Regions from separate parts of the Mus musculus genome. Here region 2 is linked to region 1. The links are chromatin contacts, found by Hi-C or POLR2A ChIA-PET in ENCODE. All regions are on one chromosome and are shown on one strand. The core of a region is the stretch at or near the end of the contact, and the rest is flanking DNA. Distances in the headings are between cores, read along the strand shown.

Evidence for each region. A loop is a pair of places that touch in the nucleus more often than their neighbours do. ChIA-PET counts read pairs that join two places held with the same protein, here RNA polymerase II (POLR2A).
Region 2: a loop to region 1 is called in a map of left cerebral cortex, with 2.7 times the contacts of the local background. The contact joins two enhancer-like sites. A Hi-C loop is called at or near these places in 7 of 37 maps with a recorded cell type or tissue (gastrocnemius, left cerebral cortex and mouse embryonic stem cell). POLR2A ChIA-PET finds 5 or more read pairs at or near these places in 4 of 5 experiments (Patski and embryonic stem cell).

Annotation. Positions count from the first base shown.
Region 1 is chr14:7,886,624-7,893,144 of GRCm38, reverse strand. It overlaps Flnb (filamin, beta), which reads right to left. Exons shown (of 46, transcript NM_134080.1): 9 at 5,471-5,608; 10 at 3,884-4,010; 11 at 2,279-2,415; 12 at 872-1,065; 13 at 159-272. Among named protein-coding and RNA genes, the nearest start is that of Gm45521, 67 kb to the left of the region's middle. Within about 2 kb of position 3,789, at least 2 of the 3 ENCODE cell types and tissues checked have a DNase peak (open chromatin) inside an H3K27ac peak, as active enhancers do; they include gastrocnemius, where a contact is called at or near this core.
Region 2 is chr14:7,840,442-7,846,962 of GRCm38, reverse strand. The region is part of intron 1 of Flnb (filamin, beta); the gene reads right to left. Among named protein-coding and RNA genes, the nearest start is that of Flnb, 26 kb to the right of the region's middle. Within about 2 kb of position 4,112, at least 2 of the 3 ENCODE cell types and tissues checked have a DNase peak (open chromatin) inside an H3K27ac peak, as active enhancers do; they include gastrocnemius, where a contact is called at or near this core.

The sequences.
Region 1 (6,521 bases), core at 2,540-5,039:
TGCTATTACTGCGCCCCATGTACAGGGGAGAGCTCAGGGCTGTGGGGTGCTATTACTGCGCCCCATGTGCAGGGAGAGCTCAGGACCAGATGCATGAGCAACTCCACATTACACCTCTGACCTCACAAGTGCAAGTGGCCCCAGGCCTAGATACTTACCTGCGCCAGTATCTTTAAGGGAGCACTCCCGGCATCCTTAGGATCCACAATGAACTCTGCTGGGTTGTTGATAGTACAACCAGATTTCTCCAAACCCGGCCCATAGGCTTGGACCTAAGGCAAAAACAGAAAAATGAGGATTTTTTTTTTCTGGGTTAAAGAATGGGATGGAGAGTAGGTGTACAAAATGCCTGTTTTTTAGTTAAGGATGGAAATAGGAAGTAAAATTGTAAAATCGGCTGAAATTTTAACACCACAACTAGCTGTTCTTGAAGGAGAAAACACTCTAAAACAAAATCCAAACTAACCCAGCTACCTGCTGTACTCTGAGCTGATAGAAGTTTCTAGTTTCTGGGGCAGATCTTTAGTTGTGCCTTACTTCCCACTTTGAAGGACTGACGGTTGCAGCCACCAGAGGCCAAAGAATAAACCGTGAGATAAAAAGTGCCACACGCTAGTTCATTGATGGTAGTCTAAGGACAGCTATAAAAAGTGGGAAGATGAGCCTCTTCCACAGCACAGGCATGTCCTTTAGCCATCCCAGAAACTCTGGGAGAAGACACTCTCATTCCTGGTCCATCGAGGAAAACGCCAAGAGAGGTACACTACTTTTCCAACATCATGAAAATTCTAAGAGGTTCACATCTCCCCTCAGATCTAACCCACTGCTGTCTGCCATAGGGGAGACAGGGTAAAAGAATGAGTGCACTCACTAGATCTGGGTTGTAGTCTCCTGTGGCAGGGTGGATGAAAGCCATGTATGGGCTGTCCTTGATGTCTTCGTCGTCGCACATGATGTGAACGGCGTATTCTCCAGGCTCCTTGGGCCAGTATTTGACATCACACGAGCCATCGTTCTGATCATCATACTCGATCTTTGCTTGGGAAGGGCCTTCAATGGCAAATCCTGAGGGACAGAACAAAAGGGCCTTCCCGGTTACACATGGTGAGAATTATCTATCCTGGGCTACCACCATCTCCTCTGCCTGCTGGAAAGCGAGGAATGAGCAGAAAATTGAAATCAAGCGTGTCCCTCTTCCATAAAACCAAGGCCACTGGCTCTTGGTGGAAGCATTAGACTGGATGTTTCTGGTTTTCAGATGACATAGAGTGGGGAGGGGTACAGAAGGGCCAGAAAAACCCTTCTATTGAATATACAGCAACATATGCCAAAAGGCTTAACCCAGTGTTTGTTTATCTAAACCCATTTCTGAGCTTTTATCTGAATAAATTAAATGAGGTTATGCACCCAGCATTGTTCATATAACAAGATCTTGTATATAACTGGAAAGCCTAAGAATAGATTAAAACATAACAAAATCCCACAGAAGCCATGGGAAATAAAGGTGTTACCTCCACTCATCTGGGGCATAAAGATATAAAGATATGAGTGTGTACAGGAAAAAGGCCTAAGAGAAGATTAAAAGGTTAATTACTTCCTTAAACTACAAGTATATTCCAAAGTGATTCATCTTTCTACTGGTGGAAATTATATATAATTTCTAATTTTTCCCTCTTTTACTTGTTGCTATACCTAAATAGGTGTCAGTAAAATATAGCTCATTGGCCAACTCCAGGGCTCTAAAGTGTTTTACAGGAATGTAGGCATACCCACTCACTGACGTATTTAATGACTGTTTCAAAGCCACAATGGTAGAGTCACATAATTGTGACAGAGATCATGTCACACACAAGGTGAAAATACCAGGTATGTGGCCTTGTCCAGAAAAAGCCTGACTTCTAATCCATTATGATCACATGTTTTATCAGATATCCACTTAAAATATATTCAGTTATGTGCCAAATAATATATTTACTTTTTCGAGTTTGAGCAAGATGTACCAAGCCATCTATTTAAGGGTTAGTTACCAATATTTGTCTATGATATTGTATGTGCTGTTTAGCATACCACCACCCCACTCCCAGGAAATGGTGAATAAATAATCAAGTGTCACAGGCATTGGACAACTGAAAGCAAGAAGGAAAATAAGAACTAGAACTCTACAGCCTCCAGAGGAGGCTTTGGCTAGCCAGGCGGCCAGGAGGCCATGTGAGGCTCGAACACTAGGCACCTCGTTACTCAGCCTTGCAGAAGTGGCTGGGCAGCTGCCTCTACTTACCCAGAGTTCCAACCTCAGAACCAATGGATTCCACCACAAAATCTGCTGACCGACCAACAATGCCGCCGTGGAGTCCAGGGCCCCATGCACGGACTTTCTGCATGCCTGCTTCAGGGCCAACTTGAACTTCAAAGGGGCTAGCCGGAAGGAAGGAAAAGAAGAGGATCATAGAAGGGACTGCTATAACCATGAACTCTTAACATAACTCTTTCCACTTGCCTGATCTTTTGTACAGAGGCTGAAGCTCTAGGCAAGTTTTTTCCCCCCACACTGGTCACCCCCACAGCCATTGTTATGTCAACAATATAATGTAATATGGTTGCTTTGGGAGCTGGGAGTAACTGGGCTGTCCCTCAAGCAACACACTTGCTCTGGTTTGCTCATTAGTGAGTGACCTTTAGTAGGCAGGGCCCTCTAGAGTGGAAGCCTTAAAGATAAGAATGTCCACATTTTTCGTCCTCCTACCTATGCTATAACAAGAGAAGTAGTTTGAATGGGCTTTATGTCATTCATATGTGATCAAACATGCTTTAACTTTGGCAAGGGAAGTTTCTAATAAGTGTGCTTAGACACTGAAAACCCTACTTAAGAGGTCCCCTTACCCTTGGTTTTATTTTCTTACATTTCAAATGCAGTCTGCAGACACTGAAAACCCTACTTAAGAGGTCCCCTTACCCTTGGTTTTATTTTCTTACGTTTCAAATGCAGTCTGCAATGTATCATTTTGAGATTAATAGTGGCCCAGTGCTTGGCCATGATGCCTACAATATTCTTTTCACTTTATCTCACTGTATACGCATTATGTCAGCGAACACCACAAGAAGGGGAAGTCCCACACAATGTGGTATAGTTCGTTAAGACCACAGTCACGTAACTTCCATTCTGCTGCCTCGCTGCTATTGCTATCAGTCTCTTATTGTGTCTATTTTATAAATTAAACTTTCTCATGGGTATGCAAGTCTAGAGGGGGAAAACGCCACATGACGTTGCCTGGGGTTGGTTTCAGGCATATATTTATCGTTTTAGAAGGTAACTTTATGGACAAGGGAGGACTACTATAAAGCTCAATTACTTCTCAAGACAAACAGAATGTATTCAAAGTTTAAACTGCCCTCAGGAGAGTGGCAGAGCACAGGGGTCCAAAAAGGAAACTGCAATAGCCCCAGGTGTGGCCGGGGGTCCCTTGTCCCTGAAGGCATTCACATAGATGGGTTTTTATGTAAAAGCCATAGCCGACTGTGCCCACGGCATCTGTGAACAGAGGCACTCATTGAAAAGGAGAGCCTTAGCTTATATAAGGCTGTATAGACACACAGCCCGTTTGCTCTCTATTACAGCTCTTTCTGGTTTCCCTGCCTCCCACCAGGCACAAACCACCAGCATTTGATTTAAAGCAGGGCAGCTGAAACCACAGTGACTTTCTGCTGCTTTTGAGCATAAGCCAAGTGTCTGTGCTGTTCTGAAAAGGCGGGGATGGGGGGGAAGCTTCTAACAAAGCAGATCTCTCTTCCCTCTGGCAGCCTGGGAGGCAGAGCGCTCCCTCCTGCGAGCCTGTCACAGGCTGAACACACCTCTGGACAAGGCCCATCTCCAACCCGGACTCACCTCTTGGGAATGTGGTGCCCCCCCCAGGTAACTGCAACGCTGTATTTCCCTGGTGTGCTGGGGTAGTACTCAAATGAGTAGACCCCATCCAGAAAGCCCTTTTGTTTGACCAGCTCCTCCAGGCCCTCTGTGGAAAGCAAGCAAGCACACAGCTTTTGCAGTATAATCCTTGGCTTACAAGGAGACTCCCCACAAGACACAGGCAATGTACAAAAACTAGACTCTGAATGTGAAATCTCCCTCAAAAGCTGGGAGCGGTTTCCAAAACTAAAACCAGAGCCATCCCAGCCTCCAGGACAGAGAAATGGAAGACTTCCCAGCTAACTGGCTTCCAAAAGCTCTCAGCTGGTGGAGGCTGAGCTCTTAGACCAGATGGGTCGTTTGCTGTGTCTCAGTGTTTTCCGACAGTCCCAGCTGCCTTTGCCCCCCACCCCCACTGCCCCACAGACACTGGAAGAAAGCTCATCTTTGTGATTACTTGTCAAGGACTAAGCACCTATGAATCGTTTCCTGCTAAAGCAGGACAGCGAAAGAAGAAAGTTCTTTCTTATAAGCTATTTAGGAGAAGCCAGATTTTAGGTTCTATCCACAATTTTGGATCTAGCCATCAGGCAGAAACCTGTTTTATGTTATGAGTTAAGAAGGACTCTGAGGTCAGAAAACAACACCTCTTTGGCTCCTGTTGCAACAAACTGAGCAGGGGTAGTGGACTGTGGGTGGGTGAATGGATAGATGGACAGCTGCAGAGCTACTTGCACTTGGCTCTAGGTCTGGGCAGTAGAACCTTGGCTGCCCTTGGGGCAAATCCTTCCCCAAGGCTCTGAGCTTTGAGCTCACACAGCTTTGAACTCCTGGACGCAGACTAACACTAATACGGAGGACGAGAGAAACATGGCGTAGGAAACACAAGCCTGTACAGACTTAGAACTAACGCCAAGTGCGACTACAGAGCTGCCTCTCTGTTCCTGGGAAGACGGGAGACAGGAGATGCTGACCTCATGCCTGCTGTCTCCGTCCCAAAGGAGGAAGGAGGAACAAGGTACTGCAGAGACTTAACTCTGCCAACCACCTACAAAGAAAACCATTCTAGGACATTTTATTCTCCTATAAGCAGCGATCATACTAATACAGTAATTGATATAATTTCATAGTCTATAAAATGTAAAGGGTACTGGAGAAATCATTGGCTTTTAATACTGTGCTTGGATCCCAGGTCAGAAAACCCCAATCCATGTGAGTCTGTAAGAGTCTTCCACTTTATACCTAGGTCTCTTCAATTAATGGGGTGGGGGATGTGGTGGGGGGAGGGATATGTTGTCCTCAAAGCAGTATTTTTCCAACTTCCTTACAGCTTTGTTTCCTATCCCAGAGGTCTGAATATATTAATATATAAGGCTGTCAAACCACTCACTGGTCTTGCCAATCTATATCCAGGGCACATGTTACAACTCTACAACTTGATCTCTAAAGAGCATAGATAGGACTCAAATCTCTGTCACAGCTCTCTAGGAGATACCAATCAGGACTGACCAATAAATATATCATGGCTGAAGAACTAACTAAGGTTTATTTGAGATAAATACTTACTAGGGCCCTTCACAGTTACACCAAGCTCTCCGCTTCCAGCAGCCTTGGTGTCCACCTTAAAGTCTGCAGTCTCCCGGATCCGGACACCTTTGGGCTGCAGACCTCGGCCGCTGGCTCTGCAGGCATTTGGGTTGCAGGCTACAAACAGAGTTTTGACATCAGTTCAACCTTTTAATATTTTGCAAAAGACAAGAAAATTAGGGTATCTTGGGCCTCCCCCATACCCGCCAAGAAAATGGTTGCTTTACACAAAGAGCATCCAACAGCTAATGCCAGGGGCCCTGCTGAGGAAGCACAGCAGCCAGGAAGGAACACCATGACTGTCCAGCCTCACCACACAAGCGCTGGGCACCATCAATGGGAGAGCCGTGACTCCACACTGTGGGGCTCCTGTACTGGCTTTTAGCCTTTTGTGAGCAGGGGGGGATTAAGACTGACTGCTGAACACTAGCCTGACCTCACGGCCACACTCCAGGGTCCAGTGACTGGGAATCCTATGCGTTTTCAAGTCTACTTGGAAAATGCAGTGCTTGAAATATCCGTCTGAGCTCCAAAGCACGGGCCAGACATTTCTGAAGATCTGGGCATAGCTGTTGTCTTGCATGTGAATAGCTGGACAAGATAACAAAAAGCTCTCAGCCAAAGGTGGCTGTGACAAAGCTCCTGGCATCTACAAAGCAAGCCTCAGCAGAAAATGCCATGGCTAACATGACTTCTGATCTCCTTTAAAAACCACAAGGACAAAAATTATGGTAATGGCTAATATTCTTCACTTGACAGAGTCTAGAAACTACTCTTCCAAGTGGGGTCAGGAGGAGGCTTAGAAAGACATAGATTCTTCCTAGAGATCCTTTGCCCAACATGAACAGCTTTCTCCTTAAGTAGAAATGGGAAGTTGATGGGTTCAATGTCCTGTTGTCTATGCATTGGCTTTTCCTCTCTAAACAGCACATACAACAGCCTTTATTCACGGGCTCCAGAAGCAGATGGAAGGTACTTGCTCATTAGATACAACCTCCCTATGTTGGTTATGTGGCAAGCTATTACTCCC
Region 2 (6,521 bases), core at 2,863-5,362, 47 kb after region 1:
CAGCCAGAGCCTCATAGAGACCTTATTTAGAGGCACTGAGGGAGAAGCGAGGATGACACAAAAATCCAGGATTCTGTACTCTCCTCACTCCTCCAAGTATCCTTACTCCATCCTGACTCATAAAACAAAGCTATGATGTTGCCAAGAAATCAGTATGATTTTGCAAAGAAGATCCACAACCACCAGGCACTGCACTGATGGTCAGAGTAACATCTTGGCCCTCCATGGAAACCCAGAAGGAACAATCCTGTCGGCAAGGAAGCTCACCCTGGTCTGGAATGTCAGGACACAGAGCAGAAGCTGAGGTGACATTCTGGGAATGAATGTTGACAATTAAGATTATTTGCAGAATAACAAACCCTGTTGCCAAAGGGCTTTATTGTGAATGTTTTATATTTACTACCCCCTGGCTGAAGGATATAAAGGATACAATCATTTGCATGCAATGGATTTGAAATTTACTTCTTTTTTTAAAAAAAGGAATTCTTAATTTAGCTCAATAAACGAAAGCCTAATACACAAAATCTATAATGATATGGGCAAGAACTTACTTGGTGAGTAAACTGTGATAAATCAGTAGTATGGGTGGCTGAGGAAACTGGCAAATGATATGTACTATATAATTAAAATTATAGGTTTCACATAAGAAAGGATTAAGATCCATCTGAAACACTCAAACTGGAGTTGAGTATAGTGGGTACATCTGTAACCCAACCCTTTAGTTAAACTGGAGGATAGGGTTTCAAGGCTCCATGGGACTATACACAGGAGTTCCAAGCCAGTCTGGGTTACAGGAGATCTGGTCTCAAGAAAAGATACAAGAACTAGGTTGTCGGGACAACTTGGTGGGTAAAGGCTCTTGCCACCAAACCCAACAACCTTAGTTGGATCCCTGGCACCCACTTAGTAGAAGGAGAAAAGGTGTCTTTTCACCTCCTGGGGCTCCCCACACCATCAACCACCCATTCACCCATTCACCCATCCATCTATCCATCCATCCATCCATCCATCCACCCACCCACCCATCCATCCATCCATCCATCCATCCATTCATCCATCCATCCATCATTATAAAACAGTCAATGGATTTAAACAAAAAAATTTAAAGTTAAACATAAACAAGCTTAGAAATGGGAGCTTGGGGTGTGGTTCTTGGAGTAAGTATATACAATGTGTATACTCAGCCTGCCTGAAAGCCTGAGCTTAAAGCCCCAGCATCGGGGTGGGAGGAGGACAAAGATTTAGAAATTAATTCAATCAACAAATCTTGTGCATTCACGATGAACCAGGCCTTATATTAAGCCCAGTCCAAAATCCACTATGACCCTTCTTCACTGAGGAAACTCAAAACCTTGCCTAAATCCACACTGCAGGGTGGAGGTCAGGTTGGGATTAAATCTGTGAGGCCCAAAAGCTATTTCACATTCTGAACTCATTTGTAATTAATTCTGCCAAGCTCCCTGGCCTTACAGGTAAAGGGCCAGCACGAGGAAAGGCCTCACAGCATCCGGCATGGCAGCTGGCTCCCAGGAGCACTTCCTAAGACATCTTTCTTTTGAAGTTAATACTTAAATATTCTGCTGTTGGTCATGCAACTCTATTTCAATCAGAAAGAGCTGCTAAGGAGAATAAGCTGTACCCTTTGGAAGAGCTTTTCTCTAAAGCCTGTAGACACTTAAAAATCTCCTTTACATACATAGACATTTACATTTTTTTATCTATTAGCATCGTGTAGGTGTATGTGCATGTCCTCTGTAGAGGACAACTCTGATCCAGGGATCAAACTCAAGTCTTCCGCAGCAAGAAGCAAGCACCTTTATCCACTTAGCCGTCTCCTATCTCCATATTTATTTTTTGAAACACACCATGCTGTACACTATGTACATACAAAATTAGGTTGTAACATAATCAAAACTAAGTAGGAGTCAGTCACCCACCACTGGGACCAGGGAGATGTCTGAGTAGATAAAGGCGCTTGCATGCCTGACACCAGAGCTCCCCGTGTGGAACCCACATAAAAGCCTGCCGTGATGTAGTGGTGAGTACTGTAACTGTGCAGAAAGCCCGAGAGCCTGCGGTCCGCAATACACTGCAGTAGAAATAAAAGAGAGCCTTCCTCAAACACGCCGGCCTCTTTATGAGTGGTGTACGTGTGCGAGTGCTTGAGCATGCATGCACACATACACACGCATGCATGAAATTTAAAATAAAATTTAAAATAAAAGTAATATCTTTAAAAAATGTGGAAAGCAACAGAGGAAGACCTCTGGCCTCCATATGCATGTGCACACAAGTATGTGCACCCATACGTGCATGGACAAACACAAGATACAAAGGCACTTTGAAGTACTTAGGGAAACCTTTATCAAAATGCTCTTACTGGGCTATTAAGCTGGTTTGGTGGGTAAAGGCACTTGCTGCCAGGCCTGACATCCTAAGTTCAATCCTGGGACCTGCACGGTAGCAGAAAGAGAGAAAAGACTCCCCAAAGTTGCCTTCTGGAACACACACACACACACAGAGTGGGAGTGAGAATGGGGAAGTGGGAGGGGGAGAGAGCGAGAACAAAGTACCATTCCATTACTGGGTAACAGCTAACTCCCAGGTATGCAGGAAATTATGACTATGATAATCTTCTTGAAGGCCACTGACATGTGTAGAGGAATGAGTGCTTGGTACTTCCAAATAACTCAAAAAATAAGTACACAGGGGTGCTAGGAATATAGCATATACCAGGCTCTGGGTGTGACTCCTACAGTGACCAAGCAAGTGCAGCCGAGGATCATAGAAGGTTTTAGAAGGGTCTGTTACAACTCTGTTTTTTATAGGGAGGGGGAAAATTCAAAATAAGTCAACTCTGCAGAAAATAAATACCAGGAAAGACCTCCCAACGACCTGCTTAACAACTGTGTTAATTAACATGTACTAATTTTCTTGGCAGTAAGACAAAGAGCCAACTTTGCTCCCAGGTGTCCAAACACTTAAGGAAAGCAACACTGCTTCAGAAAGGAAGCAATCCGGTTTCATCTCCATGCACAGGCACTTGGCATTCCAAGAAAATATTCACCAGGCAGAGGAAAAAGGCATCCAAAAACTTTATAGGCTTGTTTCTGCAGTGCCAACAAGTCACACCAAGGTCCCCGCATGTTAGGAAAATATGCTATTTATGCCATCATTGAGTGACACACACACACACACACACACACACACACACATACACACACACACCAGCTTTATTTCAAATTTAACTACTCCTACACATTCCATATATGAATTGGACCTCAGTAAAGCAGGCTTGAAAATCCTGTGTATTCTCCGTCTTCTTCCTTATAGGATTTTTACTATGATTATAAGTAGGACTAAGGCAAAAGCTAAGTGCCCAGTGATTAAGAGCAGGGATCTAGATCCTCGCCACACGGAACAGAGTTGTCCTGCTAAGTGACGCTGTAAAGGTGGGGCAGCATCAAAAAGCACATCAAGGTTTGCAAAGACCTTCGATTAAAACCAAGTCTCATTCTTTGACTTCTATTTTAAACAGCTCAGTTTCCAAACTTCTGAAAACTTGAAAAACTATTAAACCTTCAGTGGGTTTATTGAAGGTCATGCTTCAAGTCCACAGCACGGAGCTGTTTCCCTTTGGTCTTGGGACTTCAGACCCATGTCTCCACTTCTGCTCAGCCATGAAGCTCAGTTCAAAACCTACCACAAAAAGGTCACCTAACACTAACGGCGGTGATGATTTTTATGGACCTTTTCCCTAACACATTTTATGCTCTGATGGCTCCACCCCCATGTGTGAACACTGGAAGTGGAAGGCAGGCTAGTCACTGACCTATGACGTTGTTAGTCAGAGGCTGTCAGGCCCAGCAGAGGCCAGGATGATTAAGGGACACCGTCCCTTCTCCCTGGCTCATCCACACAAGGGACACCGTCCCTTCTCCTTGGCTCATCCACACAAACTCGTTCGCATCATGTGCAGCAGCCGAAGCTAGACACTGGAGCCACGCTGGACAAACTTGCTGCAAAGCCAGAGGCAACACACTGGAAGTAATCTACTCTGATTAGCGTTTGGGGAGATCCTTGGCCTTGAGCAAATGCATCGATCCAGTTTTCCAGGAGAAGCCATCCTGCCTCAGACAGCGATGCAGACTGCAGGAAGGAAGAGCCCCCACACTGGGGCAGAGGCAGCTCCAAGAGCTCCCAAGGTGCTGATCTGGGCACTGCTTCCAGGCAGGAAGGAGCCAGCCACGTAAGCCAATTGGAACTTCGGGTGACATGTTCCTAGCTTGGAGACGGGCCCTGGACATGGCTTATTTTTAACATCTTGGACTGAAAAAGTACTTAATGCCCTCAACCAGACCAAAAAAAAAGAAAGAAAAGAAAAAAAAATCACCCCATCTTTCCCTCTGGAGCCATCTAATTTTCATGACAACTTCTTTAAGATGATTTTCCACCAACCCGAATTTGTTTAATGGTGGTGTCATGTCCACAGCTGACTGGAGTGGATTCCCTCACATAAGCTGAACTGGATTCTCCCTAGAGATTTCTGCATGAGTGTAGGACCAAGATGTGAACAGCCAGAGGAGTGGGTAAGGCAGGGTGTATACAATGCCACAGAGATTCACACAGAGAGAAAGGGGGTGGGGGTGGGGTGGGAGGCAGACACTACGATAATGACAGGACCAGGAACCTCAATTGCTTTTGATCTTGTGCTCCTAACCCCCCCGCCCCCCCGCCCCTGTACAGGTTTGTGAATCCAAGTTCCTTACAGGGATCTAATATCCAGCATAAAGGTGGGTACTTGTGACAGCACTTTCACATAAGGACTGGTTTAGAGAAAGGTGTCTATCTCAGGAGTATACACAGCAATGCTTATGTGCCCCTGCTGGAGTTGGGGGAGCCTTGGGTTTGGGAGGACTAAGTCTATGATATCAAAGTATCAAGAGTAATAGTCTCAAAAAATTTTTAAGAAGATTTTCTCAATTGTGTTCAAAAGAGTGATAACTACTAAATTTCCAATTTTATTATTTATTTTTAGTTTAAGGCTTGGTTTTCTTTTTGTTGTTGTTTTGGAAACAGGGTCCCACTACGTAGCTCTCTCTGGCCTAGAACTCATTTTGTAGCCCAGGCTGGCCTTCAACCCATAGAGATCCAACTGTCTCTGCCTCCCAAGTGCTGAAAGCAAAGGTATGCGCTGCCACTTCCAGCAAGCTTTTGTTTTCTTAGAATGACCCAACAATGCTTTAGTAAGACCAAGCAGTGGTGGTGCATGCCTTTATCCCATCACTCAGGAGTCAGGGACAGCCAGGTCTCCAGAGGGAGTTCCAGGGCAGCCAGGGCTACACAGAGAAACTCTGTCTCAAAAAACCCCAAAACAAGCAGCACTCTCTGCCCCACCCCCACCCCCAAAGGTCTGTGAAACTCTCCAACTGCTTCCTGGTGTACTTGAAGACCTGAAGTCTAGACAGGTGGATGACTGTCAACTCACACTTGCGCCTCCATGGTTAACTTCCTCCCAGCTTCCTGCTCCCTGCCAGGTTTCCCAGAATAAAAGCCATTAGCAGGGCATGGCCAGGCCTGTTAGTGCAGGCCTGAAATCCCAGCGATTTGGGAGGCTGAGGCAAAAGGGTTGCTACTGAAGGGTTGTCTGAGCTATAGAGCAATAAATTAACAACTCAAAGTCAGCCTGGGCAACGTTGAAATCTTACCTCAAAATAAATAGCAAGATGAAGCTGGGCGTGGTGGCACCTGCCCAGCCCCTGGGAGGCAGAGGCAGGTAGCTCTCTAAGTTTGAAGTCAGCCGGTCTACATAGTAAGTTCCAGGATAGCCAGGAGGATGATAGAGAATCTATCTTTCAAAAAGTCAAGATGAGGGCTGGAGGGATGGCTTAGCAGTTAAGAGCACTGACTGCTTTTCCAGAGGTCATGAGTTCCAATCCCAGGAACCACAGCCCTCTTCTGGGGTGACTGAAGATAGCTACAGTGTACTTACATATAATCAATAAATAGGCCGGAGCGAGACAGAGGGGTGGGGGGGAGTTAAGATGAGGAATGGAGAGAAGAGTTTGATGGTAGAATTGCTTGCAGCACAGCATGCCTGAGGCAAAAGGTTTAATCCTCTCTCTCTCTCTCTCTCTCTCTCTCTCTCTCTCTCTCTCTCTCTCTCTCTCTCTCCCTCTCCTCTCTCCTCTCCAGAATAGGCTCTCAAGAATAGGGTAAGAACCTACAGACGCCAAGGTCCCTAAAAGTGACTGTTAAAGCATCTCCTAATAAGAATCCATAACCGGAGTTATCGCTTGGCCAAGTCTCCAGGGCAGCCTGGGAAAGCAGGCCGCGATGCTCCAGTGCTCAGGTTTCTAGAAGGCCTTTTCATTCTAGAGCACAGGAAATCCACACAGCACAAATGGCACAGCTGAGTGACATGGGAAAAGTGGCAGTCATCTAAGGCTCCTGTGAGGACAAGGGGTAGAACAGGGTCGTGTGGGACACTGAAGAAATGAAATGTTTTCCCAAATCACCCA